Linked DNA regions of Homo sapiens: all the other regions are linked to region 1. The links are chromatin loops, found by intact Hi-C in ENCODE. Cell type or tissue: gastrocnemius medialis. All regions are shown on one strand. Links, peaks and the distances in the headings refer to the core of each region. The heading gives the core; the rest is flanking DNA. Region 1 holds the start of SPRED2 (sprouty related EVH1 domain containing 2). Region 2 overlaps MEIS1-AS3 (MEIS1 antisense RNA 3). Region 3 overlaps ACTR2 (actin related protein 2). Region 4 has its middle 12 kb from the start of LINC02245.

Region 1 (5,491 bases), core at 231-5,230:
CCTGAGCACCTCTTCAGCTGTTTTACTCCCTCCCCTCCCTTGAGTTTCCCATCTCTGCCCCCGCCCAACCCCCCGATTTTTAATCTTGGTGTTTGGAAGGAGGGAGGGGGCAAAAACGGGAGCCAGATGTGTACGAGTCCTCCGCTCCCGCCTCCTCCCTCCTCTCGGGCTTCCTAAAACCCGGAGCCCTAATCAAGGAGGATTCGGAGCCAGACGGTCGCGGCGCAAGCAAACAACTCGGCTCCGCGGCTCCCCCGGGAGTGGAAGCCAGGAGGGAGGGGGAGAGGAAGCGGGGCGTGCTCAGTAGGCGGGACAAAGTTTTTTTTTTTTTCTTCTCCCTTTTTTTCGGTCGCAAGTAGGAAGCTTTTTGCACTCCACCACCTCTGGCCGCTGGGAAGACGTCATCGCTTCCGCCCTACTTCCTCCTCCTGTTGGCGGCGGTGAGAATCCAATATGGAGTAAATCGGTGGAGTCGAGAGATGGGGCTCGGACGGGGCGCCCTGCACCGCCTCCCAGGCGCACCTCCCCCGGCCGCCGACCGCTCCCCGGAACCGTGATTGGCCCGGCCCCCCGGGGGCGACCCCGGACTGAGCCCCCCCACCCGCGGCCGGCGCTCTCCTCCTCCTCGCAGCAGTCCCTGCCGCTCCGAGGCGCGCTTGTTTTTCTCCTGCTCTCCCCCACCGCCGTCCCCTTCCCAAATCTCGCCCCCTCTGCCCGCTCCCGAGCCCCCGGAGCCTCCGCCCGCCTCTCCCCACGGCGCTGCGGCGTTCACTCCCCGCGCAGCCTGCCTTTGCACCCCTTCCCCCAAACCCTATCCCGCGCCCTGCTTCCCCTTCTGCTGCGGCGCCCTCTTCATCTCTAGCCGCCCCCCCTCCCCAAATCAGGCGATCTCCGGAGATGTGAAGAAGGGGGGCGAGCGGACAGGAAGATGAAGGGAGCAAAGCTGCCCGCCGCGGGACAGGCGTCTAGGTGAACAAGAAAATGACCGAAGAAACACACCCAGACGAGTAAGTTTGGTCGCGGGGTGGGACGAGGGTGCCCCTCAGGGGCAGCGTGGGGGCCGGGGCTGAGGATGCGGGCGGGGACGCTTATTGGGTGAACTTGGCGTGGGGTGCAGCGACTCGCTGACCTTTCGGCGTTGGGACGCGAGGCTTCCCTGCTTGTTGAAGTGAGGAGAGGGCAAAAACTGCTGCGGGCTGGCGGGCGCACGCCTAGGGTCGGCGGGCTGGTGGCAGCTCCGGGGGCCAAGGGCGTGCGGGTGACCTCCCGGCGGTCTCCGCTCCCTCTCGGAGGACTTACAGCTCCCCCGCCCCCGAAATCCTCGGCGGCTAGAGCGGAAGACCTGACACCCCCACTCCGGCTTCCCGGGGCTGGTGGGTTTTTGCACAGTGACTTTGTGACTCCCGCCGCCCCGCGAGCCCTGCAGTCCGCTCCGGAGCCCACTGGGGCCTAGGCTCCGCCATTTCGTTTTCTTGAATCGCTCTCATTTGCATACCACATTTTCATTCATAAAAAACACGGCGGAGCGAGAGGAGGACAGGCGCGGGCTGCGCGGGGGTCTGGTGCGCCAGGGTCCCCGCGCGGGCCGGCGTGCTGGAGCCGCCCGAGGGGCCCCGCGGCGCGTGAGTGCCTGTGCACGCGCTTGTGGCCGGCACACGCGTCCTGCGGGGTCGGGCGGCTCGGGGCGGACCGAGGCGTGTGCGGCGGGGGCGTGCGGGGCATCGCGCTGGGGGCGCGCGTGTGTGTGTGTGTATGTGAGTGTCCTCGCGGGTGCGCGTGCACGGGCTTGTGCCTGGCCCGCGGGCCCGAGGGGAACAATGCTCGGGGCGCTCCGCCGGAGGGATCCTGGGCCGCCCCGCGCGGGACCCGTGACTGTCGCCAGCCCGGGGCGGAGGTGCAGCTGCCTCCTGCCTCGCGGTCCAGGGGTCCAGTTTGGCATTTTCCCTCCCTGGTCTGAGGCGTTTTCAGTCTCGGGTGCGACGGGGGCGGGGCCGCGGGGCCCGACGCCTCAAGTCTTATGCCTGGGGTTTGAGCGGTCACCGCGCGGCGGCCGCCGCTGCTGCTCAGTGGCTGTGCCCGCCACCAGCCACTTTTTTTTTTTTGTGAATAAGACGCGCTCCTTTATTGTCACATGATATCCCTCCCCTCCTCCCCTGCACATTCATAAATCCGGAGCCTGCATCCGTTCCTTTCATTCAGTGCTGCCATTAGCCAAGGTAGCGGCGGCGCGGGCTTGGGCGCAAAGAGCTGGTTGGCAGCCGCGGGGACGCGCCCTGGAGGGAGGCCCCGCGCGCGTCTTTGCAGGGGAGTGTGGGCTTCGGAAGGCGTGCTCCGGAGGCCCCAGGTCTTTTGCCCCCCGCAGGCATTGAGCCTCAAGAGTGCTGGGAGGGGAAGTGACTCAGGGCTGGGCGACTGGGAGGCTTGTCTCTTGCAGCAGGTGACAGTGCTGTGCCCTACTCTAGGAAATCTACTCACTTTATTAAATATACCCCCTTTATCCTTTGGCGTCTGCTGTTGCCAGTCCGGGCGGGAGTGGGGCTGGTGTTTGGGAAAGGGAATTTCAGTTTCCTTCCTGTGAGTCCCCAGGGAACTTTGACTGCAGTAACCCCTGATCTTCCAGACAGCCGTCACAGGAGAGGATCCCTGCTGCTGTGCCTGTCGCAGACGTCCCACCGCATCTGCTGGTGTTTCTATTTCAGACGTTTTGCTTTGTCTTCGTATATAGCATCTTAAAATGGTAAAATGAAAAAAAGTTGCGCTTTTAGGGCTGAAATACAGAGAAGGAATATGCTGCTGGGCCTTGCTGCCTTTTGAACGTGACCAATAAATCAATATTTTTATGGGCCCTCGATTGTACCTGCACACAGAGTAGCAGTAGTAGCAGTGAGGCTGGTTGCTGTGCTCTGGCCTTGCAGATTCTTGGAGAGGTTTGACCACTCTACCTTGGCTCCACCCCTTGGGAATACAGGCCTGACCTGGCTCTTTTTGTGGCAGCTTGTCAGCCTTGCATCTTTCTCCATCTGCTATCCAAAGCAGAAGGATTTCGAGTGGGATCACCAGCGAGGAAAGAATAGCTCCATTTCAGGCTCTCAGAGCAAGTTCAGCATGAAGCCGTAGCCTCCACTGCTGTCACGAGTCCAGTTGAGAGGATAGATATTTGAGGAGTTCTAGTTTCACTTAGAGACTGAGAAAGCCTTGGCACCTTAGCCACTGAAGAAATGGGCTTATAGGGGTTATTTTTAATGTGATGACCTTGGCTCAAAACTTAAAATGCCTGAGAAGAAAGCGACTTCGTGGGCTGTAAACTGCCATGGTAGCCACTGTCTATTATTTTGTTCAACGTACCTGTGTAATGACGCATCTGAAAAATTCCTTTTAAATGTTAGTGACAGTAAGGTTTTTCTCTCTGAATTACAGAGCTTGCTGTGATTGCTTTTTTGTTGTTTTATTGTTGTTTGCTGCCACTGTCTTTAAGTCTAGAGCTAAAATTATTGTTTGATTAAGGTAGCCATATTTGGTTAGATTTTTGCTAGATTCCTACTTTGGGTGAATTTGATCTGTTTTTTTCTTGTAATGATTTTATGTTTGAGGTCTCTCAGATACCTTTGGAACCAGGCAGGGTTTGCTACTTAAGAGAACTGGTGGCATCAAACTGGAGACCTAGGAAAGATATATTTGTACTTTAGGTAAAATAGACTTGATAGTCTACATGTAGTAAAGGTTTTGTTGAATGGTCCAGATAATATCTGTTTCATTTAGCATCAGAATGCAGTAAATCAGAATCTTGCAAATGGTAAAATTGTGCTTAATTTAAAAAAATAATGTTTTGTTTTCTAATGTTGTTTTCCATGTCAATTTAAAATTCTTCTAATATATGGTAATTCAGGAAAGTTTCTTTGCTCTTGTTGATAATGGTCCCAAAAGATATCTTCCATATAGAAAATACACTGACCATTCTCTTTCGTCCCCCCTCCACATAAAAATGCATGTTAAAATTTACAATTATACAGACTTTTAAAAATATAATTTAAGAAGCGAAGAGCATCAGCAAACTATTGTAAGTCGTCCTCTGTGCATAGGGTTGGAAAATTTTTTTAAATCCATACCTATTTTGTCACTATCTTTAAAGCGTTTGATCATGGCTATGAATGGTTTGGAAATTTGCAGACAAGATAAACCTTACTGAACCAAGCTCTAACCCTGGAGACATCGAGCTGCCATTCAGCTTTTTCTTTTGTTCCTTTCATGAACTCTTCTCTGTAACCCACTTCTTGCTGGGAATGGATTTGCAGCTTCCCTTTCAGTCATATTTTCCCTAACGTTGAAATGTTTCCCATTAATAAAACAGGTGTAAGTATTTTTGCTGAACCATTTCAAAGACATTGCAGACATTGGGACTGTTGTACCTAAATATTTGAGCTTACTTCTCAAGAGATAAAAATACTGTTCTGTGAAACCACAATACTATTATCACATTTTACAAAATTAATAATTCCCTGGTGTCTTTAACACTCTGCCTGAATTGTCTGCAAAAATGTCTTTTATAACTGGTTATTCAGCCAGAGACCAATCGAAGACCCCGAGTTAAATGCGTTTGTAACGTGTATTTAAGGCTTAAGGCTTAGCCATTTGCTCACTTTATGATCTAAGGCAGTTTACTTTCATATGTCATGTCAGTTTTATATGGAGTGGACAAAATGGGAATAGACACTACCTATTTTGTGGAGCTGCTGTGAGAATTAAATGAGACAGCCTACGTAAAGCTTATAGTACAGGGCTAGGCATAAAACAGGTGCCCTATGTGGCTCTTTGCAGGGCACTGAGATAGATTTCTTTCAGGCTGAGCTTCATTTTCAGATAACCCTGTGAAGAAGGTATTACCCCCATTTAACTGATGAGAAAGCCAAGGTCAAGTTAGTTGCCCGAGACAGCAAACATTTTTTTAAAGCACTTTATTCATTTAGTCTTCTTAAAAATCCTGCGAGGTAGTTGGTATTATTATCCCTATTATAATAGGGAGAAGTGAGGCACAGAGAGGTGAAGTCCTTTCCTCAAGGTCATCCTGTGAGTAACTGAAGGAGCTGGGAATGGAGCACTCCAGTAGCCTGGTTCAGGAAGGTCTCTGTGCTCTTAACTAACCACTATGAACCATTGGGGTGGTCCAGCCTCAGTCGTTCTGACTCAGAGCTCGCAGCCTTTCTGCCAATCATGCTTGTTCATTATTCTTCTGAACTGGTGACAATCTGTCATTGCCATCATTTTTCTCACTTCACTTATCTTCCCAGAAAATGCTGTGAAGCATGAGGGGCATACTGAATTAAAATGGATTTAAATAAATTTGGGCTTGAGAATTCTGTGATACACCTCAAAGATAATGGGAGTAGTGCAAATTCAGAGTTGGTTATTATTGGAATGTTAGATCTATGTTAACTGAAATAACAGTTGTGGAAATTAAACCGATACAGTGAGTATTGATCCATTTTCTTTGTGT
Region 2 (5,491 bases), core at 146-5,145, 1.0 Mb before region 1:
TGAGAGAAATTGCACAGAGGATGTCTAGAGTTGCAATATAGTAGCCATAAAAAAAAAAAAAACTCCTTTAGCAGGGCAGCAATTAATCATCTATTAAAAGGAAACAAATGAAGGGACAGGTCTAGGTATCTTAGTAAACTACTGTCAATATTTATGCCCATTTTTTGACAGCCCCTATTCCTAACTTATTTCAGATACTTGCTTTTTTAAGGCAATAGCACTTTTATTTTGCAAAAACTTGGCCTGGTGAAAACTTCTGGCACTTGGCCCTAGCTCTTGCGATTCAGGCCTTCCGTTCTCTTCTCATCCTTCTTATCTCAGAGCATCTTTCCAGAGATAGAGAACGGTGACAAAAGGAGGCAGACTGGGCCCTTGGTCTCTATTGTTTACACCCTCCTGTATGGAGGCATTTCAAGCCCTCAGTGCTCCTCTGAGCTGCTGGTAAAGTCGTCTCGGAGAACTCCCCTGACTTTATGTTCTATAAGGAATTGTGCTTCTGGAAAGATCTATATCCTAAATTAGGCTTTTGTCCCAAAAGGTCACACTGATGAGTCAGCTCCAAAACCCTTAGAAACTAAAGAGGCACCTCTTAAGGTAAAACGTGTGTGTATTTGCCAGCCCAGAATAAACAAAAGCCTGTTAATCAATCGAGTTTGGCAGCTGTGTTCACAAAATGATAAGGGTTTATCATTTGCCACCAAACTTTAAGATGTCCCTTAAAATGCTGTGATTGGTTTTTAGGTTGTCCTGTGGTGTGGAGGCTTGGCGTTTGTATTTCAAAAACATTCATCCTCTGCATCTCTCCCCCTCACTAGCATTGACATTTCAAAAAAACAGAAATAAGAGGAGGGAGGGAAAGATAGTTTAAAGAAAATAGATTCGAAATCTAGTACAGATAATAGAGGAATGCTGGAGATAAGAGCCTGGAGGTGATATGAGAAAGGCACCAAGAAGTCAAAGCTAATGAATGGCTGTGAGAAAAGTGAAATAAACTATTGAGAGATCTATTAAAGGGGGAAACCTGGTTAGGTGATATCAAAGGGGGTTAACTGAGAGGATTAGGGAGGATGTTAATCAAGTGCTCTAAAGCATTACAGGCTATAAGGACTGAAAGATTTGTTTACTGCATTTTGCTTCAGAAAACAAAGAATGTCTGGGTCCAGTTCAGAAGTCAATTAGAGGTCAGCTTAGGCTCTCCAAGGGTTGCAGGGAAAATACCTAAGTTACTATATTCTGACTGGATGATGCAAAAATTAGGGAAAAAAAATGGGGGGTGAGAGGGAGGTGCTTTCCTTACTATTCTATTTCAAATCATTAAAATGCTTTGGTCTCTAGGGGGGAAAAAACTACACTGGTTAACATAATTACTAGCTCTGACATTTTCAGAAGTTATAGAGGTCTTTTATTAATTAAATGGAGGGCTTAATAAAGTATTCCTAATAAAATTTATGGTTGTCTTAAAACTTTCTAAACAGTGCTATAAATTCTTAATAAAATTAACTGGGAAATGAGTTATTAGCCCACACTTTACCCTCCCCCCCAAACTGCTACATAAGGAGTGTCTGCAGAATGAAAAGGAAATAGAAGCCTTTTAGTAAAATATAAATATTAGCCAAAGTCATGCATTGCTCTGAAAGAGGCAAAGTCCCAACTGTTGTTTCTACTGGCCTCATTCTCCAATATCCCCCAAAAGCTATCCCACAAAACTTCATCAAGAGAATTTATTCCCCTTCCCAAGTACCTATTATATATGCATTTATGTGTAAGTGCATTTGAAATACAACCTTCAATTTTGTGGACTGAGTTGTATGTTAAATGTAGTAAAAAACATAGATGCATCATGCAAAGTTCCGCTATAGAATCTTCAAGTCTCACGGTGCAAATACTTTCTTTATTTTTAATTAAAAATAAAATGCCCTGTAATTTCTCTCACTTTAATTTCTATAAAGATAACTTTTAAATGATAAATTTCTAAATAACATTTTTCTCTGAAGTTATTTAAAAGTGTATTTTCTGAAGCAACATTTTGTTGACATATGCAAAACCTTTTTATATCATTACGTTTCAAAACTTTTAGTGAGTTATCTTAAGTTTTCAGGTACTTCACTGCTTCACAGATACAATGCTGGCTGGTTAGCTATTTTAAAGAAGATCACACACATACACTTCAAACCACAGCAGCCTTGGTGAATTGTTTAGCATTTGAAGGCTTGATCTTTTGTGCCGTCTACTGGACAATAGAAAAACTGCAGCCTTGATGACAAACTTTAATCTTGTTTTACGGGGGTGGGAGGTGGTGGTTGGGGGTATGATTTGGTGCTGGTAACTAACAAGAGAAAACCACAGTACCCAACTTAGACTCATAGGACAGGTCTTGGGGTCTAACCATGTTTTTCAAATCCAAAGATAGGATATGATATCAATCATAGGTGTATAGCTCAAACACTTGATTAAGGCACAAGGCTAAAACCTACATTGAATACAGCTGTGCATGTGTGTGTACCCATATGCCTAAACTTGGGAAGACAGCCTGGGAAAAGAAAGGAAGATAGGACAGATTCAACAACTCTGAAAACAAAAACAAAAACAAAAAACAAAAAACAGTAGTGGTTGCTTGACACTGAGGATGAATTTGCTTGACAGTCAAGTTAAATCTATCTACTGCCTCGATAATCTAGCATGTACAAATCAGTTCTTGGAATTTGGAAAGTGACATTGGTAATCAAGAAAAAAAACCCTTTAGGAGAGGGGAAATGACACTGGTAATTATAAAAGTTTTAGTGCAGTTCCCTTTTGGCAATTTGGGATGAAAATGTAAAACTTCAGTGTTTTCACTTGGAGAGCACAAGTGTTAGAAAGTGTGGGTGAAATTCACAGTCAGACAACTTCATATGGCAGAGACCATTTGATGTTCTCTTAAACATTAAGAAACATTGTGCACATTTTGGTTGTGATTTAAAAAAGAAAACATTTATAGATCTCTAGCATTGTGGAAGCTTTGTAAAAAAAAAAAAAAAAAAGCATGAAGCTAACTTTGACCTCTGTTCGACAGTGACAGTTTCTGAAGTAATCACTGTTACCATAGAGAAGTGATTTTGTGATTTAAGAAACAAATAAGCCCAATGCCCCCCAAATATATATCTGTATATGTATCTATGTGTGTATAGACACACACACACACACATACACATACATGGAGAAGTCAAGCTGATTTTGTCCAAGAGACATAGACTTTGGTGCAAGCACTTTTAAAATTGTTCATGTGCTTTTCTGAAGTTAAAACTCCTTATCGCATTTTAATAAAACTTGCCAGCACTTGACTAGGTATTAGGGCGTCTTTTAATAAAAACCTAATAGTGAAAAGGAGACAGCTTTAGGACATTTTATTGTGCATAAATATATTTCAATGATCTACTTCAATATACATTTCGATGTGGCACTATGTCAGAATGACTTTAAAATATTGGATTAAATATAGATACATCAAGAGAATCTGAACTGACATTGGCTACTTAAAGCAGCGAGATTGCTTGCACTGCTGTATTAGAGCCTCAGTTGTTCTATATAAATGGAGGTGTTGGTGGTGGGTGTCTTTTAAACTTTAGTATAAACCACTGAACTGTGAAAGGTTATTATTTTATGAGATGCTGTTTGGAGTCATTTTTTGAGATGCTGTTTGGTCTAGATCAGAAAACCAACCAAAAAGAAAAAAAAATCCTCATAACAATAGCTTGAAAATGTAGAAAATTCTTCCAGGAACTAATCACAAGTGCATACACGTTTGATATATTCTAAACTAATAGTTGAAGTACTGAGTGCTGGAAGAGGTCTGGCGAACGTGCTCTAGTCACTAATAGCAAACATTTACCTTTGAAGCAACAGGATGAGTCACACTGGCCATGCTTAGCATCCATGTTCGACTGGATAAAGGGGCATATTTTGTGAAAACCTTCAGGCAAAAATCTTACTGATTATTCAAAAATAAATATTTTAACATTTCATTGAGCTATCTAATGAATAAGGAAAACATCGAAGGCTTCCTGCGGCGCAGAAAGAATTCTAGCAGCGTCAAAAACATAAAGGAGCAAAGAACAAGAGGAAGCTGAAGGACGCCTGCTGAGTAGTTATTCACTTGTGAATATCTGAAAACGTGCTTTTCTGTGCCCTTATTTAAAAATGAAAAACAAATATCATCTTTCTTTGTCCTTTTAAAAAAATTAACGTCAGAATATGGCTATGCTAGCTAAACATCATTTTTTTTTTTCCAGGCGATTTATGCGAGAAAGGGCCAATTTGAACACTGGTAACTAGTGGGAGAAATAAACTTATAAGCCACAAACACATCGGTTCGCAACCGAGCCCACAGCCCCGCGAGGCGCCCCTTCTTCCCAGCTCCCGGAGGATAACTTCATTGACTGGCAGGTCGGCGGCCACTTCTGGGAGGGCCACTGTTTACCGAATGAGAACCTCTCATGGCACAGTCCTTACAGCAGGGCTGCCCTGTCGCCCTTGCGCGTCCGGGTGCCGGGTCCCGGCGGTGTTCTGCAGCGCGATCCGGTCCCCGTGCCCTGAGCCACCCAGAGCCCTGGGCCTGCCTGCACCCTGGGGCGCGCTGACTCCCTGGGTCGGGTGGGGGTCCCGGCAGGATGCACTTCCAGCTGCGGGGTCCGCGGAGTTTGCTCGCACCTGGTTTGGCGCAGGGACGTAGGTTTGGGGGACTGTGTCCCCTGGGAAGAGCAAAAGGTGAAAAGGTCCCCTCTCCCACCAGTGTGCCCCATCCCCGCCAGTTTTGACTGCGATCCTATTTTTCTCTTTGGGGGTCGCCTCAGCCTGTGCCGGAGGGAGTTGGGAGTTGGTCAGGCTTGGGCAGCGGTGGGTGGCAGCCCGGGAGCCGGAGCAGGAGCGCGAGGACCCGCGGACTGGGGCGCAGCGACGATGGCGCACCGGCTTCTGTCTTCTGCTGCTTTGGGGCTGAGCATCCGAGGGCGCCTTTCTCCCCAGCTGGACTCGGGGACGCCGGATCACCCCGCCACCTGCCTCTTGGCCTAATTCTGGAAGCTTCTCGCCTCCGTTCCTGGACGGCTCTTCCTCAGGGGCAGCAATGAGCCCCGGGGTGCGCTCATCTCCTCCGAGATCAATTGCTCTACGATTCCTTTTAGGACTTGCAGGGGGGAGAGGTTGGGGACCCCGGCCCCAGAGTGGCTCCTGCGGCACGGCGGCCCACTCGGAGGGGTCGCAACAAGCGCGCATTTGTGGCCAAGGTTGTGATTTCAGGTGCGCTAATGGGATCAGACGTCCTGGGAGAAGCGTGAGGGGATTGGTGCCGTTCCTTCTCCCGGCTTCCAGCGGCCGCCGGGTGGAAGTGGGGACACAGGAGGGCCGCGCTACGGGCGCCCAGCGCGGGCGCTCACACCTCTTGAGGAGGCGTGGAACCCAGCGCCCCAGGTGGGGGTAGGGCGCGGGGGTATAGGTAGTGAGGGGTGACGCTGGG
Region 3 (5,491 bases), core at 129-5,128, 160 kb after region 1:
TCTTGAGTGTCCTAATTTGATCAGTAAATTACATGACTTAACACCCTACTGAGAGACCAAACATCCAAGACATAATTAGAGCAAATTTCCCATCCAATGGCAGATGACCACTTGGGAAAGTCACTTTGCTGTCAAGCAAAGTCTGGATAAGAGGACTTGCATGGCTGGGTGTGGTGGCTCAAGTGTAATCCCAGCACTTTGGGAGGCCAAGGCGGGCGGATCACGAGGTCAGGAGATCGAGACCATCCTGGCTAACACAGTGAAACCCCGTCTCTACTAAAAATACAAAAAAATTAGCCGGGCATGGTAGTGGGTGCCTGTAGTCCCAGCTACTCGGGAGGCTGAGGCAGGAGAATGACGTAAACCTGGGAGGTGGAGCTTGCAGTGAGCCCAGAGACTCAATCTCAAAAAAAAAAAAAAAAAAAAAAAAAAAAGAGGACTTGCATGACTTCTTCAAGGTCTCATACTGTTATGATTCTAGTCCAGGGCAATAGAGTAAAACTGAAGTTCTTTTCTTTTAAGCAAAGCTTACTTTCTATTGTCTCAAAATCAAATGAAATGTTCTTAAAATAAACAAGGCCAAATATGGTCAAAACAAATCATCAGGATGTTATGAGAAAATGAACACAGTAACCAAAATTAAAGGCAATTGGGAAAAGTTTTATACTCTGTAGCTACTATTAAGTGTCTAGGAAGGACACATCCTTATCTTTATGGTTGGTCAACACCTGAAAGAGAAACCTTAAAATGACATAGCAAGTTTTTCATTTACAGTATCACGATCTGCAAAAAAGACCCAATGTAACTATGTCATTCTAAATCATTTGTATATTTATGTCACATAAATGAACTGTAAGGGTTCTAACAATCCAAGATAAAGAAAAACATCAGTTTATTTACCAATTCTGAGACTGTTTTAATTGTTCCTTTTACTTTCTTGCTCTTACATAGGGGTCAGCAAACTTTTTTTGTGAAGGGCCAGATACTTGAGGCTTTGTAGGCGTGACAAGTACCCAACCCCACATGTAGCTAGAAGGTGCCCACAGACAATATGTGACAACAGGTAACATTATGTAAACAAATGGGCTTGGCTGTGTTCCAATAAAACTTAAAAAAAACAAACAAACCAGTTTTGGCATAAGGGCTATAGATGACCACCTCTACTCTAAGGGAAACTTAGCTAGCCCCTGAAGACACTGCTTCTGTAAATACCTCAACTGCTTTACTGTTTCTCTCTCACACACTACCTTAACCCTGGAGGTTTGGTAATATGAGTTATTGCTCTTCATTGCTGCTTCTATCTCGCTCATCCCTAAAACTCCATAGCCCCACTGAAACTCATTCTATCAGATCATTCCATCTACCACTCCCTCCTTGCTGAACTCATCTACAGATTCCTACAGACAAATTGCACCTGCTGTCAAGCAGCTGAACAAGATAGGAAAGAAACAAAACATCTTGCTATAATGTATCACTAACCTCAACTGAGCCCTTCCTGCTGCATGGCAATCCTATTACATTTCTCTATTCTCGCTTCCATTCTCCAAAACAACCATTTCAACCTCCTCCTCTATTCTAAAACTCTACCATCCCTCCCCTCCTCTCAGTGCCTCCTAACTGGTCTCTCTATGCCCACCTTTGTTCCCTCTTCCCCCAAGAGTCTATTCACCACACCAGACTTAATGATCCTTTAAAAATATACATCAGATCCTATCATTTCTCTGCTTAAACCGCCCCCACACCCAAGACTTTCCATTTCACCAGGAGTCAAGCCAAACCCTTTACCATGGCTGAACAAGACCTGCCCTCCTGCTACCCTTCTGACCTCATATCCCACCTGCCCCCCTCCCTTGCTCACTCTGCTCCAGCCACACTGGCACACTCCCACCAACCTGGGGCTTTTGCATTTTTCCTGCCTGGAAGATTCTTCCCCCAGACAGTCACAAGGCTCACTCCTCTCACGCTCAACTTAGGTCTCTGATCAAAAGTCACTTCATCCAAAAGGCCTTTCCTGATCACAGTTTATGAAGGAGCACACTACCTCCCCAACCACTAACATTTTCCAGCTCTTCACCTTACTTTTCTTCATATCACTTATTACCACTAATACATTATTTAGACTAAAAGCAGGGATTCTGTTTTCATTGTTTTGTTTGTCCCCGGCACCTAGACCTATGTCTGGCACCCAGGAGTTCAAGAAATGTTTGCTGAATAAATGATCACCTGAGATTAATTATAAATTATATGTAAAACTCAATAAAATCAGAAAAATAAGTGAAGTACTTAGACAGTATGGCTCCTTTCCAGTCTGTTAATCTGTTTAATGTATGTGAGCCCATACTCAATTTAATTTCAACAATGAGTCATATATGAAAGATGTAACATACAGTACTCTGTAATACATAATCTCATTATCTAAAACAGTTGATCAAAGTCAGTGAGACAAAGCTCAGAGATTAACTCAGGATTAGATAACTCTTGGTTAAGTATACAGCACATACTGTATACTTCACATAGTCCAGAGTCTGGTGGAAAAAACACAAAAACCTATGCCAAAGAAACATCAACTATTTCTAGTTTAAAAATTTCTTTCTACTGTACATACCAACAACAACCAATTAAAGTCTGTTTCAAGAGTTATGACAGTCACCGGAATGCAAAAAATTTTGAGACATGATGTTTTTCAATCTGACTGAGAAGACAACATATGCAACAAATAAAGTCAGAAATATGAGATAGCCCAAGAGAAGTGCTGAAGGCTGATTGCATATCCAAAAAATAAGTTTAAAAAAAGAACAAAACTCAAGTGGGGCATTTATTTCCCTATAGTACAGCAGGTTCTTCTCATGCATATACAGGTGCCTCAGAGTCCGTGCTGGTTGTTACAGATGAACCAGAACTTTTGGCCCTGACCTCACTGCCTCCATCCACCAACTCTATAGAGGTGACCAGAGCTTATCTTGAACTATTTCCTTCTTGCTATCATTTCCAGGATGCACTTGACTGCAGTAGGAATTTGTTTTGGAAGACGTCTTGCTCCCTCTGGTGGTTGTCAAGATTCACAAACTACTGTATAGCCTTTTAAAAGAATGTTAGTAATAGTTGATTTACTAATACTTACAGAAAGTTTTTCCACATCACCCTTCAAAACTCGTTCTAAGTAAAGCTGTTTAAGTTCTCGTTCCAACCGTGATGGCAGGCCAGGATACATAGTAGACCCTCCAGAAAGCACAATGTGTTTGTAGAATTCAGATCTAGAAAGGCACAATGGTTATTCATTTGGAGTTTTAGGTTAGGAAAATGGTATCTCAGGGTTACTGTTACTTATGTCAGCCTCGGGGTTGCTGGGAGAATTAAATAAAATTCCACATGTAAATCACAGGGCTGAATATTTGCTGTTATTACTACTGTGAAGTAACGACCCCTCTTTACATATAAAATCTTTTCATAATTTTGATGAAAATAAAATACTTCTAAAAGTATATAATACACTTTTTTGTGAATATAACTGAGACTTCTAATAATGACCAAGATTTACATTACAAACTATTTTATCACATGCTTCCCTAAAGCCACTAAGATGTGGTTGTTTACTATAATTAGCCCTATTCTACTTTAATCCAGAATTCCTGCTTTTTAATTTTTCATTTATCTTTTGTAGTTTTCTTTTTTGTTCCTTTGCTTAGAGGCTGTCTGCTGTTATTTTTGGCTAGACTGATGTGTATGCTTCTTATAGCAGTACCCTCTTTTCTGATACAGTACCCTGCTATCTACTGACAGCAGTACCCTCTATTCTGATATCTATGAGATCAGAAAATCCAATCTAAAAAGACTGCATATGTAGTAAAAGTAACAGAATCTGAGCGAGGGTCTGAGGAATAATTCTCACAGTAAAGTTTGGGAGCTGATTTGCACCCATTTTGGCCTTTTTCAACCTGGCTTCCAGGTTCTCAATGGCTAAAGCTACTGCAACTCTAACAAAGCATTGCTTTTGTATTTAATTGCCATAGCAAGCCCAGTGAATGTCGCATAAACTAAGCAGTTGAAATACAGATTCATGTGATAAGTACTCACAAGCATTTACATGTACATTTTCAACATGCAGAACACACAAAACAAAATTTGAGTTGTTCCACTTTGCAATGCAAACTCTGTGGAGAAGGTACTGAATCTGACTCCGCACTTTAGGTACGTCGAAGCTCTAATCAGCAACAGGCATGTACTTTTCTTTTTTTATTTTTTAATACAGAGTCTCACTCTGTCACCCAGGCTGGAGAGCAGTGGTGCGATCTCGGCTCACTGCAACCTCCGCCTCCCAGGTTCACGCCATTCTCCTGCCTCAGCCTCCCGAGTAGCTGGGATTACAGGCACCCGTCACCACACCCAGCTAATTTTTTGTATTTTTAGTAGAGACGGGGTTTCACCATTTTGGCCAGACTGGTCTTGAACTCCTGACCTCGTGATTCGCCGGCCTCGTGATTCACCGGCCTCAGCCTCCCAAAGTGCTGGGATTACAGGCGTGAGCCACCGCGCCCAGCTGGCATGTACTTTTAAATACAATTTTGCTGTGAATGAACATCAAAGAACAAAATCATCTCCCTAATCCCTATCATGAGAATTTACCATAATTATGAAGGCTAGATTCGATTTCTGATCATCTTCTACCAGGTTTATAGCTTGTTATGAGTCAATTGCTATTTTTATTAATTTCTATTACTATCCTGGCTCCAAAGCCATCCCATCAAAATTAATTAGGTGGCTATTTAACTCAGGGTTACACAAATAAATGCTTGCTGTACAAAATGCTTCTGGGTGAATTCCTCTATAACCTGAGTGTAGAGAAGGGATTTCTAACTATGACTCAAGCTCTAGATGTAATAAGACTATAAATCTTTTTATATGACTAAATAAAAACAAACTTTTGCATGGCCAAAACACTAAGAGCAATAGACAAATGGCAAACAGAGAGAGTATCTGTGAAAGATATCAGAAAGCTAAAAGAAAACTTTTCAAAACTGAAAAAAAAAAAAACCCAAAACTCCAAAATCTACAAAAAGCCATTAACAATTTGCCAAAAAAAAAAATTTAAAATGTCCCTTAAGGCTGGGCGTGGTGGCTCACGTCTGCAATTCCAGCTACTTGGGAGGCTGAGGCAGGAGAATCACTCCACCCAGGTTGCAGTGAGCCGAGACTGCACCACTGCACTCCAGCCTGGCGACAGAGCGAGACTCTATCTCAAACAAACAAACAAGTCCCTTAAACATATAAAAATATGTTTTATATATATATATATGTTTTTTTTTTAGGAACTTTCTTTTGTGGCGGTGGGGAGAGACAGGGTCTCACTCTGTCACCCAGGCTGGAGTGCAGTGACACAATCATGGCTCACTGCAGCCTCTACCTCTCAAGCTCAAGCAATCCTCCCACTTCAGCCTTCTGAGTAGCTAGGACTACAGGAGTACACCACCACCATACCTGGCTAATCTTTTTG
Region 4 (5,491 bases), core at 226-5,225, 490 kb after region 1:
TTAGGACAATGATTGACGCATACTGGGCACTTAAAAAAAGTTTATTGAATGAATACATGTGAAAAAAAAAACACAAAGAATTGCAGAATTTAACAACTGGAGAGATCTTTAGAAATCATGTCAAATCTCAATTTATAAGTCCCAGCAAGGTTTATGCTCCTCTCCAAGCTATTACAGCCTCAAGGGTCAACAAGTGAACAGACCACCCAGATGAAGCTGACCAAAGTCTTGCATTCAGTTTCTCTTACTGCTTTGCAGTCACATGAAACTAATTAAGAAAAACAAAACAAAACAAAACAAAACTTAAGCTCTAATGATTGATTCTTTTTTTTCTTTTGGCAAGGGCAAAAAAACATTCCAGTCCATCTCTGAGCTTAACATGTCTGGTCCTATTACACTTTTAAAAAGTAAAAAGAGAAGAAAACAAACAAACAAAATCCAACACTTGGAAACTTGCTTGGCATCCAGTGTACTCATTCCTGGTTCATGGAGCAGTCAGAAAACACATATCATCTGTGAATCCCTTCTCAGGCACAACTAAAGCCAGAGTGTGAGTTACAACAGTCTAGCTTCCCAAAGGCTCTTCCGCATCTCGGACCCAGCAGCAGCTCATCTCTCTGCCAGAGCAATCTGATTGACAATCATCAATCAGGAAGGACTTCAGAGGTCTCGTGGCCCCTTTACTACAGAGACTTGCCACAGCCACCTAGCCGGCGAGTGACGGCCTGGACCCTCCCCATTTGCCAGGTCTAAGGACATTTATTAGAAAGGACACTGCTCACCACTGGCCCTGGACACCTCTGAGACCACTGGGCCTGTCACGTGGGGGGTGTGAGTGGGGAAACCCAGCAGGATGTGGGTTAACGGCAGGGGAGGTTGCACGTCTTCCTCTGCTGCCTCTCACTACTGTAGCACCAGAGAGCCGTGTCTGTTCATGTTGCCGGTCCTAAATGCTCTCTGGCCTGTCCTGAACTTTCTCTGGCTCTTTCTTCAGCATTTCATGAGCTTTTATGATGAAGCCTCTGTGTATGTTTGTGTGAGCAGCAGAAAAGGTGCAGAAAGACGTTTGTTAAACTGTTAGCAGTGGTTACCTGGGGCAGTGGGATTACAGTCAGGCAGATGGAGATGATTAACTTTTCCTTACTATCTCTGTGTTGCTTGAACTTGTTATAACCAGCATGTATTACACATGAAACTTTAAAGAATCCAATAAAATTAGAAAGCAAGTCGCAAAAGGAGACACACAGTATGATATCATGCCCATAAAATCCGAAATCCAAAACTCCCATAAACAATATGTTGTGTTGTTTATGGGGTATCCTATGTATTGTTTACGGGGTCTAAACCTAGGGGCCTAGTAAAAAGCCTAAAGCCTGCTGGAAGACGCCACACTGGATGGGAAGAGCTCATAGAGAAAGGAGGTGGAGTGATGTTGAGGAAGGCAACTTCAACTGGACCCATGGCATTTTGTTTCCTAAGAAAACAAAAACCTCAAAGCAAATATGGTGAAAAGTTAATGTTCGTTGGAGTGGACGATGGGTCTTTTATGACTGTTATGTTATTCTCCATACTTGTCCATTCGTTTGAAATATTTCAGAAACTAAATTAACTATAACAAAGGAGAGATAATTGAATTCATCCTTATTTGTAACTTATCTTGCACGACACCCGATATGTACCCCAGGTATAAGAAAGGAAAAAAGGGAAGAGGGAGGGGGAAAGGAAAAATCAAAGTGAGTTTTGGAGAGCTGGTTTGCTTTTCTGATCTTCTTTATTCTCCCAATGGGTTTTGTTCAGAAAATAAACATGGGAAAGAGGCAAAGTTAATGTCCCCTGGAGAAATGGATGGATGATTGGATGGATAGACAGATGGACAGGTGGGTAACCTCATGAGCCAACAGCTGCCAGGTTTTCAGAGCAGGTAGGAATCTACCTTCATCATGGAGGCTGCGACTGGGACCGCTCACTGCCCACAGCTCACCTCTGGATGTGATACGATGCATTCATGAAGTTGGGCTCTTATGCCTTAGCCTGTAAGGCTGAAAGTGCCTCCTGTGCGAATGAGTAGCTAGAACACAAAGAGCACCTACGGCCCGTTCCACCCCTGTGCCCCATGGGGAATATTCCGGGTGTCTTTCCCCAGCCCCAAGTTGAGACCTGCAGCTATGACGGTAGGGACCCAAGGGGGACAGTAGCTCCCCGCTGCTCTTGAGGGCCAGGAACTAATAATAAACCATGTGGCCATTTCATAGGAACCACTTCAAATTTTTTTCTCAAAAACCGAAAAAGTTCCTGAGAAATCGTGGACAGCAGAGGGGTTCTTCATTGTACCTTTTTTCTTGGGGCATGTAACCTGGACCCGGGGAGGTGAGGGTCTGGCCAGGGTCACAGCTAAGGACATGTGTCCTGGCTCAGAGAGCAGAGCAGTGCTCGCCCACTAGCCAGCTCAGGTGGGCTCTAGAATTTAGTCTGGTGGAGAAGTGCCCAGCCCACACAGGTGACAGCTCTTACTACACTCCAGGTGCTGTCGGCTTATCAGATGTTATTTAATTCTCGCAGCAGCCTATGGGGTAGTTGAGTAGTGTGGCTGGAATGTCAGGGGTGTGTAGGGACGCCTTAGGAATGAACCTGCAGAGGTCAGTTAGGACTAGGCTGGGGAGGAACAGAATGCCATGCCAAGGATCCCTCCTCTGGGTGAGGGGGAGTGATCAGGGGCTTTTGGTAGGGAAGTAATGTGACCTGGCTTATTTTTTTGAGAATGGATTGGAGGGGCAAGAGCAGAGCAGAGCAGAGCAGAGGCTGAGAGAGGAGGTGATGGGGCATGAGGGATGGCGGCTGGGACTAATGCTGGGGCCTTGGGCGAGGACAGGAAGACAGCTTTCTGGTCTGGAGAGGGAAGCAGCATGGGGATCACTAGAGAGGAGAGCCAGAGAGGAGGCAGAGGCCCCAAAGGAGGAAGAAACCATGAACAAGAGTCTTGCTTAGGCTCTGTCCCCAACCAGCTTTGGAACCTTGGGCAAGTCACGTCATCCCTCCGGGACTCAGTTTTCACTGCTGTAAAATGATGGGGCTGAATGCATCCTCTCCCATGGTAAGAACGATGGGCCTTTTGCACATTTCTTTTGCTCCAGGGGTGGGGAAAGCCTGAACCATGGCATAATGCCTGGCACTGCCAGGAGCACCAGAGGAACTGCCAAAGTGGCAGGGAGTGGCCGGCACATGGGGCCAGTTGGCATTGAAGCAAGCAGCATGGCAACGCTAAGGCAAAGAGCAGGCCAAGGCTGCCGGGGCTTGCCAGTGTGGGCAGGATGCTGGAGTAACTGTGGCAGGGCTCCAGCAGACACGAGCAAGGCCAGTCTGGGAACCGCATCCCCCCTTTACATAATCATCCTTACGGCAACATGTTTTCTCATTTCAGTTAAGCAGTGCCAGGCCTCTGATCAAATGGCTTTTGTAATCCTTGTTGTCAAGTTTAAGCTTGAGCAAACAGTAAGGCAGCCTGAGAGTCACCTCAGCCTTCTGACTCAGCGTCCCTGTGTGCAGCGGATGGGATGGGATCTTCTAAATGTCCCTTCTGACACTAAAATGCTAGGAGCCTTCTGTTAGAATTCCACCCTCTAAATCATACCATGCTGGGGGCACCTCACGCCTCTGAGTGTGATCAAAGCTCACTGCAGCCTCAAACTCCTGGGCCCAAGTGATCCTCCTCTCTCAGCCTCCTGAGCGGCTGGGACCACAGGCGTGTACCACCACGCCCAGCTAATTAATTTTTCTTTTCTTTTTTTTTTTTTTTTTGTAAAGACAGAGTCTCACTATCTTGCCCAGGCTGGTCTTGAATTCCTGGCCTCTAGCAAGCCTCCCACCTCAGACTCCCAAAGTGCTGGGATTATAGGTGTGAGCCACCACACCCAGCCTTTATACATCTTGAAATACACTTTTCAGCTGTAGAGCCATGATACGTGATTTAAATTCTCTGTGCCTGTTTCCTTGGGCCTGGCAGAGAAAGTGTGAATAGCCTATTGTGGCCGTATACCTGGGGATGATAATGCTACCTACTTTGCTGTTAGGAATACTAAGTGAGAAAGTATGAGTGAAACCTTCAGCACAGAGCCAGGCACACCGTAAGTGCTCCATGAACGGACAGCTATTATTGTAATTACGCATTCAGCCATCAGAACTTACTGCATGTCGAGAGCTGTGCAAGGCTCAGGGGATAGGGTACTAACCAGTTAGGCTGACGAGCAAGTGTCCTGTCCTCACCGGGTGGCTGTCTGAAGGAGAGGCAGACCAGTCAACCAGTTTCCCTTAACTAGTACATATGCCCTCTGCTAGGGAAGCAAGAGTGGCTGCAGGAGCCCACAGGAGGGGCACCCACCCCAGAGCCATGGGCGGCAGGCCACTGCAGCTGCCCTCTGCTGTCTGGATGCCTTCCCCTGGCCTGGAAAGAGCTTCCCCCAGATGGCTCCATGACCCACTCATTCATGTTATTCAGGACTCTGCTCAGGCATCACCTCCACAAGGAGCCTTCTCCAATCTTTCTGTCTAAAACAATCCCTACCCACCCTGCCGCCTTTATCATTCCATTCCATGCCCTCATGCTGCTTTATTCTCTTTACAGTACTGATCTTTTCTACCAGCGGATTGTGGATCTGTTTTGAAAAATATGTTTATTGACCATTTACCCACCACAAAGTAAGCTTGGTGAACGCAGGGGCTTTACCTATTTTGTATTCCTTATTGCATCCCCAGTGCACTCCCAGAACAATGCCTGGGCCACGGTGAGCCATCAATGCCTGTCTTGGGTGAACAAAGTGACCACTAAGCTAGATCCTGTAGGATGCATAGAGATTGACCAGGGAAAGGGTCAGGGAGAGAAGAGAGAATCTTCCAGGCAGAGGGAGCAGCATGTACAAAACCAGGGGAGGAGAGCAGAACATGATGGGAGGTAGTTCTGTATGACAGGCATGTTCATTAACAGAGCAGGAGGAGCAGGCAGCGAAAGGAAGAGCTTTCTGCTGGAGCTTCTGAATCATGATGTGGGTCTGACCCCATGGAAGGAGCCAGGGCAGGAAGGATGATTGGAGAGGAAAGTCTCAGACTGCAGCATGGTTCTAAGAAGGTTTTGGCCAGGCAGATGGGGAGTCCCTGAGCCAAAGCTGGCCCTCAGAGGAATTCCCCATCAGGCAGAAGCTAGTGCCGTGTTATGCTCAGCCTTTGGCTGGAATTAGCTCAGGGGACGTGTGGCTTTGGAGGGATGCAGTGAGGGATCCTGAAGGGCGGGAACTGTGGCTGTCACTTGACTGCTCCCTGCAGCCGGAGACCTCGATGGTGCAATTCCATGGCTGCCCAACAAGCAGAGAGGGCAAGGAAGGAAGTGGTGAGAATTGAGTCTGGAGAGCTAAACATGGACCAGATCACCAAGGGTACTTCAGGCCCTGTTAAAGAGTTGGATTTTATCATGAAGGCAATGAGATGCCAGGATATGGTTTTG

The links. Peaks named below come from ENCODE experiments on the same cell type or tissue, not always from the same donor. Only the 100,000 strongest peaks of a DNase experiment are listed, where the experiment ranks them.
Region 2: it touches region 1 in a loop (3-fold over the local background); 4 of 110 quality-filtered maps call a loop at or near these places.
Region 3: it touches region 1 in a loop (5-fold over the local background); 78 of 110 quality-filtered maps call a loop at or near these places.
Region 4: it touches region 1 in a loop (2.6-fold over the local background); 2 of 110 quality-filtered maps call a loop at or near these places.

What each region holds. Positions count from the first base shown.
Region 1 is chr2:65,427,478-65,432,968 of GRCh38, reverse strand. SPRED2 (sprouty related EVH1 domain containing 2) reads left to right here and starts at 370. Exons shown (of 6, transcript NM_181784.3): 1 at 370-1,007. The coding sequence starts at 982. RefSeq lists silencers at 468-667, 1,438-1,487, 1,518-2,027. In gastrocnemius medialis, for the core only: CTCF peaks have their summits at 336 and 2,150; DNase peaks (open chromatin) are centred at 338, 1,068, 1,895, 2,408 and 1 weaker place; H3K4me3 peaks cover 2,631 bases; H3K27ac peaks cover 3,151 bases.
Region 2 is chr2:66,425,940-66,431,430 of GRCh38, reverse strand. It overlaps MEIS1-AS3 (MEIS1 antisense RNA 3), which reads left to right. Exons shown (of 4, transcript NR_046438.2): 4 at 4,269-5,491. Among named protein-coding and RNA genes, the nearest start is that of MEIS1-AS3, 4.8 kb to the left of the region's middle. In gastrocnemius medialis, for the core only: a CTCF peak has its summit at 2,241 (motif pointing left); no DNase peak of the experiment used is centred there; H3K4me3 peaks cover 531 bases; H3K27me3 peaks cover 2,063 bases.
Region 3 is chr2:65,262,806-65,268,296 of GRCh38, reverse strand. ACTR2 (actin related protein 2) reads right to left here. Exons shown (of 9, transcript NM_005722.4): 8 at 3,122-3,254. Among named protein-coding and RNA genes, the nearest start is that of ACTR2, 38 kb to the right of the region's middle. In gastrocnemius medialis, for the core only: a CTCF peak has its summit at 3,046 (motif pointing left); no DNase peak of the experiment used is centred there.
Region 4 is chr2:64,941,781-64,947,271 of GRCh38, reverse strand. No RefSeq gene overlaps it. Among named protein-coding and RNA genes, the nearest start is that of LINC02245, 12 kb to the right of the region's middle. RefSeq lists an enhancer at 611-850. In gastrocnemius medialis, for the core only: no CTCF peak of the experiment used is centred there; DNase peaks (open chromatin) are centred at 3,311 and 4,391; H3K27ac peaks cover 2,790 bases.